Regions from separate parts of the Homo sapiens genome. Here region 2 is linked to region 1. The links are chromatin contacts, found by Hi-C in ENCODE. All regions are on one chromosome and are shown on one strand. Each heading gives the region's core, a stretch centred on a gene start or an enhancer-like site at or near the end of the contact. The rest is flanking DNA. Distances are from core to core; before and after follow the strand shown. Region 1 holds the start of HOXA7 (homeobox A7). Region 2 holds the start of TRIL (TLR4 interactor with leucine rich repeats).

Region 1 (5,152 bases), core at 1,827-4,326:
CCCAACACTTGGACCATCACAAGGACAGCCACCCCACTTTTGCTTCCCCACTGCCCCCTGCCCTCCAGCCATACTCACCTCCCCTTTCCCAGTCCCCTCTGGATAAGGCAGTCCACATTTTTCTTTGTCACCACGCATCTTTATTTTCGGTTACATAAAACACAGCTGGGCTGGGAAGTGTGCCTTCCCTGAACCCCAGGATGGAGCTGAGCAGGGTACAGGACAACACAGGAGATGAAGGGCATTGCGGAGGGCATTGGACCTCCCCACCCACTACAGTTAACTCAAGACAACATACCATGCTACAAAGTCACCCCATTAACACATCCTTTCCAAGTCAAGACACTGCCTTACAAATGAACTCCAAGACTATAGAAATGATAAAAAAAAATCTTGTTCAAATATACAGTATCTGCTATTATAGGAAACATCAGGGCGTACATATTTAACACAGCTGAACAGTAAGATACAGGAGCCAGAGGAAAGGACAGCGAAGCTGGAAGCATCTCCACAGTCCTGCTAAGCAGAAGCTAACCCACAGATCTGCAGCCAGCTCAGGAACATTCCCCTCCAGAAGTGGGGGTTGATGGGCCTGAGCTGTGGGTGCCAAGCCAGAGAAGGAGGGATTGATTCTAGGGTGCAAGCACTTAGGATGCTTTTTGGAATAAATATATTATTTTTCGATTTAAATAGATGCCAATACCCTGATCCTGGACCTCAGCACATTCTCAGGGCAGCCTCAGGGACCCCAAAAGCTGCGGGCTGTAAGCAGCAGGGGACTTGCCTGGGAGCAGTCGGCACTAGGTAGCAGGCAAGCCAGCCAGCACAAAATAGGTAGTTTTAGGGGAGTAGGTAGTAGTGAGATTCACTTTCTTGCGGGTCTGGGAGGGTGGTGCTGGGTGTCTGCCAGTGTTGGGATACATAGGGACTTCCTGGGAATGGAGGCCCTCTGGGGCTGGATACATAGGTAGTTTGGGGGTGCCTCGAGCAGAGGCCTGTGCTAGGTAGTATTTTGGACGCGCCAGAGCAGGGCCGGCTGGCCTGGGGTTGGGGGTGTCTTTTGGGGTCCTCGGAGGCAGAGGGAATCCAAGGCGACCCAGTCTCTGCGGCCGCTCAGTCCACAAAAGTTGGGAGCTGGAGTAGGTGATGGGGGTGGGTAGAGTGCAGGTTGGGGACTGGGTTGCTTTTTTGTTTTTGTTTTTGTTTTTTACATTTTCTTTTATTTTTCCCATTTTTGTAAGTAAAACCAGTGAGTCTCTTAAAGACGCTTTTCCGACTGTCCGGTGCAGAGAGGGCCCCGGATCGGCCCCTCATTCCTCCTCGTCTTCCTCTTCTTCATCATCGTCCTCCTCGTCGGCCTTGTCCGCGGCAGCAGTGGCGGCGGCAGAGGGCACGGCGCCCTCGGGAGCTGCGGCGGCAGTCGGACCTTCGTCCTTATGCTCTTTCTTCCACTTCATGCGGCGGTTCTGGAACCAGATCTTAATCTGGCGCTCGGTGAGGCAGAGCGCGTGGGCGATTTCAATGCGGCGGCGCCGCGTCAGGTAGCGGTTGAAGTGGAACTCCTTCTCCAGCTCCAGCGTCTGGTAGCGCGTGTAGGTCTGGCGGCCCCGCTTCCTGTCAGGTCCTGAGAACAGACATGCAGACACATGAACACAAGGACAGACAAGTAGACAGGGCACTCGTTAGGCTGCTGTCCCAGAGCCCGCACCTTCCTCCTGGCCTAGTCCCCAGCGAGCATCCCCCTCTGCCCCAGGCCCCGAACTGAGCTAGGGGAGGAGGGGGAGTGTTAGGGAAAGACCCCAACTGCAGTGCCAGACGCGCAGGCAGCTCTGTAATGAGCAAAGGCACAGAATCTCAACTTTACAACCGACCTTTCCAGCCGGCTAAGCTTCCACAATGTCCTGCTTCCTCTGACAAAGGAAAACTGTAAATATAGAGTGTGAGCAAGTGGGAAACGCTGCACTTTTGCCATTCAAAGATGAGCCCGGCCATTCCCCTGCCTTGCTAGGCAAGTGGGCGACTCTTCCCAGCAGCCTGAGCCCTCATCCCCAGGACCTTCCTAGGGCACCCCGACCCTCTGTCCTCATTCCCTCGCCCCCATCTTGAAATGGACCCTGGCACAGGGTCGGGTGAGAGGCCCTGGAGGGCTTGGCTCTCCTAGCTTTTGAGAAAGAAATGTCAGGCAGCAAGGAAAATGAGGAGAGAGAGAAGAAGAAAGGGAGGGAGGGTGACAGAGGAGGGAGAAAGAGAGACAGAATAGCGAACAAACTTAATGTTAAAATTCCAAGACAAATGGAGTTAAATAAATTTACGAGGATCGAACCCATTAATTGGGCCATAAAAAGTTTTATGAGCCTCATTTACATACAATGCTATGGGCTCCACGCAATGGCGCCTCCGCTCCAATTAAAACCAGAAAGGCTGCGCCGGGAGTCACGGGGCTACCGGCTCGCAACAGCCTGGCTCCGCTCTTCCGGCCCCGCGCCCCGCGCTCCGCGCTCCCCAGCGCTGCGCTCCCCGCTCCCGGTCCCGCTCCGCCAGCCTGGCCCGCCTAGCGACTGCGCCTACCTGAAGACCGCATCCAGGGGTAGATGCGGAAATTGGCCTCAGCCGCGCCATGCAGCGCGCCCTCGTCCGTCTTGTCGCAGGCGCCTTTGGCGAGGTCACTGCAGAGCCCGGGGATGTTTTGGTCGTAGGAGGCGCAGGGCAGGTTGCCGTAGGCGTCGGCGCCCAGGCCGTAGCCGGACGCAAAGGGGCTCTGATAAAGGGGGCTGTTGACATTGTATAAGCCCGGAACGGTCGAGGCGAAGGCGCCGGCGCCCGCCCCGTAGCCGCTTCTCTGTGAGTTGGGAGCAAAGGAGCAAGAAGTCGGCTCGGCATTTTGGAACAGAGAAGCCCCCGCCGTATATTTGCTAAAAAGCGCGTTCACATAATACGAAGAACTCATAATTTTGACCTGTGATTTGTTGTCCGGCAGCTTTCAGTGTCGGTTTTACGAGGTAGAGTGATATATGATAACATTACACCCCCAGATTTACACCAAACCCCATTTTCTTTTGGACGGAGCTCGCCGCAGCACGTGACCGCCCACATGACCGCCTCCGCCAATCTCAGCAGTCCTCACAGGTGGTCTCGCTCCGCAGGGCCCGCAGCCGCCTAGAATGGAAGGGCAAGAGGCTCAAATATGCGGCCAAAGAATCCGCCCGCGCCCGGCGGGCCTGGCGCGTCCCGCGGAAAAAGACCTGGAGGCTCCGCGGGAGCGCCCAGCTGGCGGCCAACCTCCGCACTGGGGTCTGCGGACGCCAGGCGGCCCGGCCCCACGCAGCACCCCCCACCCCGCCCCCCCGCCGACTCCTGCTAGTGAGCCCTGGACCAAGCTTGGGATCCTCCCCATCCCTCTCCTGTCCGCCTGCCCAGACCCTGGAAGGGTCTCTGTCCCCCGCAACAGCCTGCCCCGCGGTGGCCTTGTGGGCAGGACTCAGCTATGAGCAGATCGACTCTGCCCAAGTCTTCTCTCACCCAGGTCCAGTGGGCGACAGGCCGGACTTAGACTCGGATCCAGACGGGGAAGGCGCAGCATCTCTTGCAGCTGCAGAGAGATTGCCACCGCAAACTGGAGCCATGTGGTTCGAATAAAGTCAACGTCTCCCAGCTTCCTTTCCTTAATCGGAGGCACACTGTTTATCCGCCCTAAAGGAAGCAGTGAAATATTTATCTATTAATGAGACTCATTTGCCAACAGATTTATTAACGTGGGGTTCCCCTCCCTCCTCCCGGACGCTGTAGTGCTGCAGGCTCTGTGCCTTCGCTCCTGGGCACCTGGCTGGCTCCAGCAGTCCGATAAATTGCTAAAGATTCCTTTGTCCTTTCCACAACTTCTGGTTCCCCTCTGGCGCATGGGGAGCCAGGGCTGTTTCCCCCAGCTTGGAAAAATCTCGGGCCTGCACCCTTCCAGGCACTCCCAATACTGGAAGGTTTCTGGGGTAGGCCGGGGTGCCTGGGAACAATACATGCTTTAGAGCGGATTTGGAGAGGGGGCTCTGGCGTCTAGGGACTGCAACCCACTGTGGACTTCCTTTTCTTTTGAAGACACCGAAAACAAATAGGGGAAACCACCCCCTAAAGGCCACCCAGCTGTGGAGGCTTCACCTATCCAAGTACCAGCTCACATGGAGCTGAGCGCACAGTGGTCTCACTTCCTCCCATCCAGGCCTCCAATTCCTACCTTCCAGGCCTCCGACCCCTGCACCATGTTGCACCAGCTGAAGCCCCTGCCGCCCACCGCTCGGTGGAGGATGGTGGGGAGAACCCTTCCCCTAAACGCCTCATAAACTGCCCGGCTGCGCTGGAAGCCCGGCCACCTTTTACTGCTCAGCTCGATTACACACCATAAACCCGACCTCACAATGGAATTGCCCCGGAAATTCTCCTGTAAATTGTAGAGTTTAGTTCCTTGTGTACTGAGCACTTCCCATCACTTTCAGAGGGTCCAGGCCGTCCCCGTTTACCGCACCCTCTCAGGGGGCCCCAGGAATACAAAAGGTGGAGGGAGGGTTCAGATCGGGACGCCACGGAGCCCCAGTTCCTGCGCAGTGAACCACCGGGGCTTGGGTAGGAAGGCGGGGGCTGGTGGGGCAGGTGGGCGCTGGGCTGTCTCCTCCCGGGCCACGGAAGCCTGGGGGTAGGGGTGTGGAGTGAGGGACAACATCCGGGGACGCCTTTATGGCGGATCAGATGATACCTTGTCTCCGATGGAGAATAGAGGGAGTAAGACAAAAAGAAAAGACCTAAATAATCCCAGTCGCATCGCCTTCTGGAAGGAAATAAAAACCCAAGAAAGTTAAAGGAAGATGAAGCAAACAAGAAGGCTAGGAGATCAAAGAGGCAGAATTAGACCGTTTTAGACCAATAAATTTTTCCTGGGGTGACACACAGCAAGACGCAAAGAGAAAAGACCAAGGCCCCCGCCGCCGCCGTCTGTCTAGACTCAAGCGACTGAAGGGGCCAACAGAGCTGGTGTTTAAAGTAGAACCTGCCCAGTCCAACAGCCCGAGCAGGGAGCGATTTCGGGGATCGCGGGAAGGAACGCACTTCGCCAAGGGAGGGCCGGGTGCCCTCGCCACCGGCTCATTCCTGCTCCGGTTTTGCCCGA
Region 2 (5,152 bases), core at 1,556-4,055, 1.8 Mb after region 1:
ACGGCACTTCCCCTGAGGTGGGCTGGTGGGCCTCACGGAGAGGCGGCTCCTTAGGGCCAATGAGATGGTCTCTATATGCCCTGGACCTAGTCGGCAAATCGCTGCAGGAGACGGTCCTCCCGTCTCAGGCTGCCGCCCGCGCCGCCGCCCGCACTGTCCATGAAGCGGTCGCAGGGGAATTCGATGAGGTCCGCCTCACTGAGCGCGCACACGGTGGTGCGTGGCCGGTGCGACTGGAATCCCGAGAAGTCGGCGGACACGCCGGTGCCCATGGAGCGCAGGGGCCGTCGGGTGGAGTACATGTGCCGAACGTGGACCGGGGCCCCGCCCTTCCGCCTAGCCCGCAGTTTCCTACGCAGCCAGCGAGACGCCCAGGCCGCCAAGGCCAGGAGCACCAGCAGCGCGTTGACCGTCAGCAGGGCCAAGGTCAGCAGCTGGTAGTCGACGCCGCCCCGGCTCCCGGCCTCCGGTAGGGTGACCAGCCCCGCGCAGTGGTCCCGGGGAGCCACAGGGCAGACACGGCCCCCAAGCACGCCCTCCACGCACACCAGGTAGGGGGTGTCCCCGCGCAGCTCGCGCAGCGTGGCCGAGTCGCTGCTCTCAGGCAGGTAGACGAAGCGGTGGAACTTGGGCTGCTGGCCAAAGCGGTCAAAGAGCAGGCGGAAGCGCGCGCCGCCCAGCGGCCGGGGACTGCGGTGCTCGCGCACGGCCCAGCGCACCGAGGCGCTGTCTGCGCCCACCGCCTCCACCGTCAGGTTGCACAGAATGAACTTGTTGAAGTCGCATGGGTCGGACACCAGCGGCGGCAGCCCGGCCCCACCGTCGGACTGGGCGGCACGCTCCTGGTGCTCCGTGCCCAGACGATGCTTCGTCGCGCGCTGCCAGGGGTCGCCGGCGGGCGATGGCGCAGAGCCAGGAGAGGCCGTTGGGGTGGGCTCCGCGAGGGCGGGATCTGCCCGAGTCGGACGGCCCCGCTGGGGCTTCTTGTGCAGGTCTAGGGACTGTGGAGCCGGGCCCGCGGCGGCAGCGACGGAGGGGCTGGGCTGCTGGAGGCCCGGGCCCCGCCGACTCAGCCTTAGGGCGCTGCGGTTGCCTACCAGCTCCCTGGCGGCCCCATCCCAGGCCACCCCAGCTAGAAATCGCCCCTGCTGCTGGAGCTGCGGCTGCGGCGGCAGCTCCTCCGCGAGACCTGCAGGTGGCGTCATCTCCTCCCCTGCGGCCGTGGGTAGGGGCTGCCGCCTGCGGTCAGCGGTCAGGGAAGCTGAGGGCGAGGGATCCGCGCAGGATCCATTTTGCAGCTGCTGGTCATCCAGGTAATCCAGGTATTTGCCTCGCAGGGCCGGGGGGTGGCGACACTGCACGAAGACAGTGAGGAGCCGGCCCTGCGAGTGCCAGTCGCCCATCCAGCGCTTCAGGCCTCGCAGCCGGCAGTCGCAGGTCCAGCCGTTGCCGTCTAGATCCAGCCGATAAAGGGCTGGGCTGGCGGCGAAGATGTCCCCGGATAGGGCGCTGAGCGCGTTGTTGCGCAGGCTGAGCTCGCGCAGCCGGCCCAGGTGGCCGAAGGTGGCCGGGTGCAGGGCGGACAGCTCATTGCCGCTCAGGTCCAGCGCCTCCAGGCTGTGCAGAGGCTCCAGCAGCGCAGTTGGCAGCTGGCTCAGCCGATTACCCTCCAGGCGCAGCTCGCGCAGGGCCTCCAAGCCCCAAAAGGCCTCAGGCGCGAGGTGCGTGAGCTGGTTGCCCCTGAGCGAGAGCAGGCCGAGACGTGGCAGGTGCTGGAAGATGCGCGGCCCGAGGTGCTGCAGGTTGTTGGCCGAGAGGATGAGGGAGGAGAGGGAGCGCAGCGGTGCGAAGGTGGCCGCGTGGCGCAGGGAGGGCTGTAGCTCGTTGGCAGAGAGGTTGAGGAAGCGCAGCTTGCCTAGCTGGGCGAAGGCGTTCTTGCCCAGAAAGCGGATCCGGTTGGACTCCAGATGTAGGTAGAGCAGGTTGCCCAAGGGAGCGAAGACCGCGTCCGGCAGCGCCCCCAGGGCGTTCCCGTCCAGCCGCAGCTTGACTAGACTCTCCAGGCCCTCGAAGGAGCCGCGGCTTAGGCGGCTGATCTCGTTCCCGTTGGCGTAGAGGATGCGCAGCTTGCGCAGCGGGGCCAGCGTGCCCGGGGCGAGCGCCTGCAAGAGGTTGTTCCCCAGGTACAGCTCTTCCAGCCGCGAGAGCTTCTCGAAGGTCTTGGGGTGCAGAGAGCGGATCTGGTTGTACTGCAGGTCCAGCCGTCTGAGCTGCCCCAGACGGTGGAAGTCGAAGGCCGTGATGTTGGTTATGAAGTTGCCGCCGAGGCTGTAGGTGAGCACGTCGTGGGGGCTCGGCAGCGAGCTGGTCTTGGGCACTACGCGGAGCCCCCTGTTGGTGCACAGGAGATGCTGGGGATGCTGGCAGTCGCAGCGCTCCGGGCACACGGGCTCGGCCAGCGGCGGGAGCGCGAGGCAGCCGCACACCACGAGCAGGAGGCGCAAGGCGCGGGCAGCCTCCATCGCCTCCCGCCCTGCGTGCAGCGGCCGGATCGTCCTCTTGGCCCGCCGGCTCTGTGTCTCCTCTGCATTCCCCTTAGCCTGGCCAGAGTCGCTAAATGGCCTCTTTCGGACTTCGCAGCGCCGTCCAGCCCCTCCTCCGTCCTTTGTCCGGAGGCCGGCCCGGGTCTCTGCAGGCGGGCTTCGCCCGGCCAAGTCAGGCGGCGCGGGGCGCTCTGCAGACCCCGGGTACTACTTGTTGCATTTCTGTATAAAACTGTTTCTCCGGGTGCGCGTCGGCGGGCGGGAGGAGGGAGCAAGACCCGGCGCTTTTTGTTTGCAGCTGAGTCCGGAGAGCTGGATTCCCTGGCGCGGATTCTCCCAGCCGAGTGGATTCCCCAGCTGCAGGCGGGAGCCGTTCCAAGAGCTTCGCGGGGCGCGGCTTGGCAGCAGAGCCCCGGCTGCTCGGCCCCCGCAGACGGCACCTTCTCGCTCGCGGTCCCGGACGGGGAGGGCGGCTCCAGTGCAATAGCTCGGGGAGCACGCGGGCTGCGTCCGGAAGGGACCCAAGTCTGCGAGCGGAGAGCAAACGGGGCGGAAATTCGTTCTTCCCACACTCTGCCCGCGGGGACGCAGGCGGAGAAAGAGGAGACGGCAGAGGGAGGACAGACCCCGGCAGGGGGAGGAGGAAACACTAAGTGGCTCCGCGTCTGGTCAGCCCGGGCCCGGGATGCCAAGTGAGAAAAGTAGGGATTAAAAACAGCTGTACGGGCCGGACACGCTAGGCCGGGGGCGGGGGAGGATTACCGGGCTAGCAAACGGGATTTGCAGACAGAGACCTTTTTATTTTAGACGAGTACACCAGCCGCTTCTGAGCAGTGGGAGCGCGCCTGGCCTTCCTCGTTGTTAAGTCACTTGCTCTTCCAGGTGCCACCCTGCGGGAAGTTTGGGCAGCACGGAGTCCGCCAGCATTCTACAGGAAGTTTGGGGGAGCACAAGGTTGCCTGCAGAAGGCCATCAGAAGGGGGTAGGTGAACCCAGTCTGACAGTTGCTGCTTGGGTTTTGACGTCGTTGGACTAGTAGCTGAGGAGAGGCACCACCCCCTTTTAGGTGTCTGAAGGGAGTATTTACTCCATCCTGCTGTGGGCTAGAACATGAAGAAATCACAGAACTGGTTCTGCCAACATGAAAGTGTCTCTGCCACATTTTGGTGATTCAGTCGCATTAACTCTCCTACAGTAATAGAGCCCCTGGGGTAGGCTCTGCTCGTGTGCACATACATAATAACCTTCACAGATCCTAAGGTAAACGTTCCTTGCAGGGCCCTCCTGCTTTACGCCTGGACTTGCAGTGATCTTCAAAGTCTTTAGGCCCAAAAATGTTCAGGCCTGGCTCAGTTGGGGAAGCATTATTATTTATTATCTCTAGGGAATGGAGCATTTAATCAACGGCTCCTTTGGGATCAGCCCCTGCTGAGAATGAGAATACACAAGGAGGAGTTGTTAATTATTAATTATTGTTTCTTTATATAAACCATCTTGCTAAAAAATAAGGGCCCTTCCCCTATCCAAGGTGTTGAGAAAACGTAAGTTTTGAGGACGTACTCTGCAACAATGTGGAAAATTAAAGGAAAGATACAGATCCTCACCTGAAGACAATGACAATCTAGTGGGAAGGGCAATGAATGCATTGAAAGGTTAGATAATAATATAAGGCAGTAATAGAGAACACCACAAAAACAAAAATTATTTTTTTTGAGGTGGGATCTCACTCTGTTGCCCAGGCTGGAGTGCAGTGGCATAATCTCCGTTCAATGCAGCCATGACCTCCAGGGCTCAAGTGATCTGCCCACCTCAGCTTCCCTAATAGCTGGGACTAACAGGCCCTTGTCACAATGACCAGCTAATTTTTGTATTTTTTATAAAGGGGGAGTTTTGCCATGTTGCCAGGCTGGCATCGAACTCCTGGTCTCAAGCGATCCTCCCACCTTGGCCTCCCAAAGTGCTAGGATTACAGGTATGAGCCACACCACACAGGGTGACAAATGATTTTTAATAATTCTATGTTTCACAGTAATTGCCCCATTTAGCAATTAATATAGTCAAGTGATAGAGGGAAGTTCTGAATTTAGAGAAAGATGAGATCGTTGGCAGGGTAGTCAGTGGTGACTTCGTGGGTGAGCAGGGACCTTGGCTTTGCAGGGAGGTGAGTCAATGATAATTCCAGGAGATGAGCGCTGAGGGGTGGAGCTGTGATAGTCCTGAGGAGCAGCACCTGGCCTGAGAGTGTGAGGAAGGCGTCTAGAAGAGGGGAAACCTGTGCTGAGTTTGAGGGGTGAGTGGTATTACCTAGAGGAAGGTGAGCAGACGCTCAAGGAGGAGAAGCCTGGGGACACATGCAAGGAGGGATTTAGAAACCTCCACATCTTCTGTCTGCATATTTAGGGTGAGCTTTATTAACTTATTCTTTAACAGTATCATACACCCTAGCTTATACAGTGACTTGAAATAAATATTCCTTTATTCCCCTTTAAGGATTTCAGCAGGTAGCTGATGTAATCATATTTGCACTACAACCTCAAGAGGAATCTCTGCCTAAATAAACAAAGTAGGTGCTATACAAAAAAAATGTTGTCTTCCTAGTTCTTGCCTTC

Evidence for each region. Hi-C counts contacts between places; a loop is a spot of excess contacts on that map. Pooled maps may share reads with other maps.
Region 2: a pooled map shows a loop between it and region 1 (8-fold over the local background). The contact joins the promoter of TRIL here to the promoter of HOXA7 in region 1. A Hi-C loop is called at or near these places in 2 of 37 single-sample maps with no recorded cell type and 6 of 50 pooled maps.

What each region holds. Positions count from the first base shown.
Region 1 is chr7:27,153,599-27,158,750 of GRCh38, forward strand. It overlaps HOXA7 (homeobox A7), which reads right to left and starts at 3,077. Exons shown (of 2, transcript NM_006896.4): 1 at 2,569-3,077; 2 at 118-1,624. The coding sequence starts at 2,947. The coding sequence ends at 1,311. It overlaps HOXA-AS3 (HOXA cluster antisense RNA 3), which reads left to right. Exons shown (of 3, transcript NR_038832.1): 3 at 1-2,330. RefSeq lists an enhancer at 921-1,505.
Region 2 is chr7:28,955,525-28,960,676 of GRCh38, forward strand. TRIL (TLR4 interactor with leucine rich repeats) reads right to left here and starts at 2,806. Exons shown (of 1, transcript NM_014817.4): 1 at 1-2,806. The coding sequence starts at 2,522. The coding sequence ends at 87.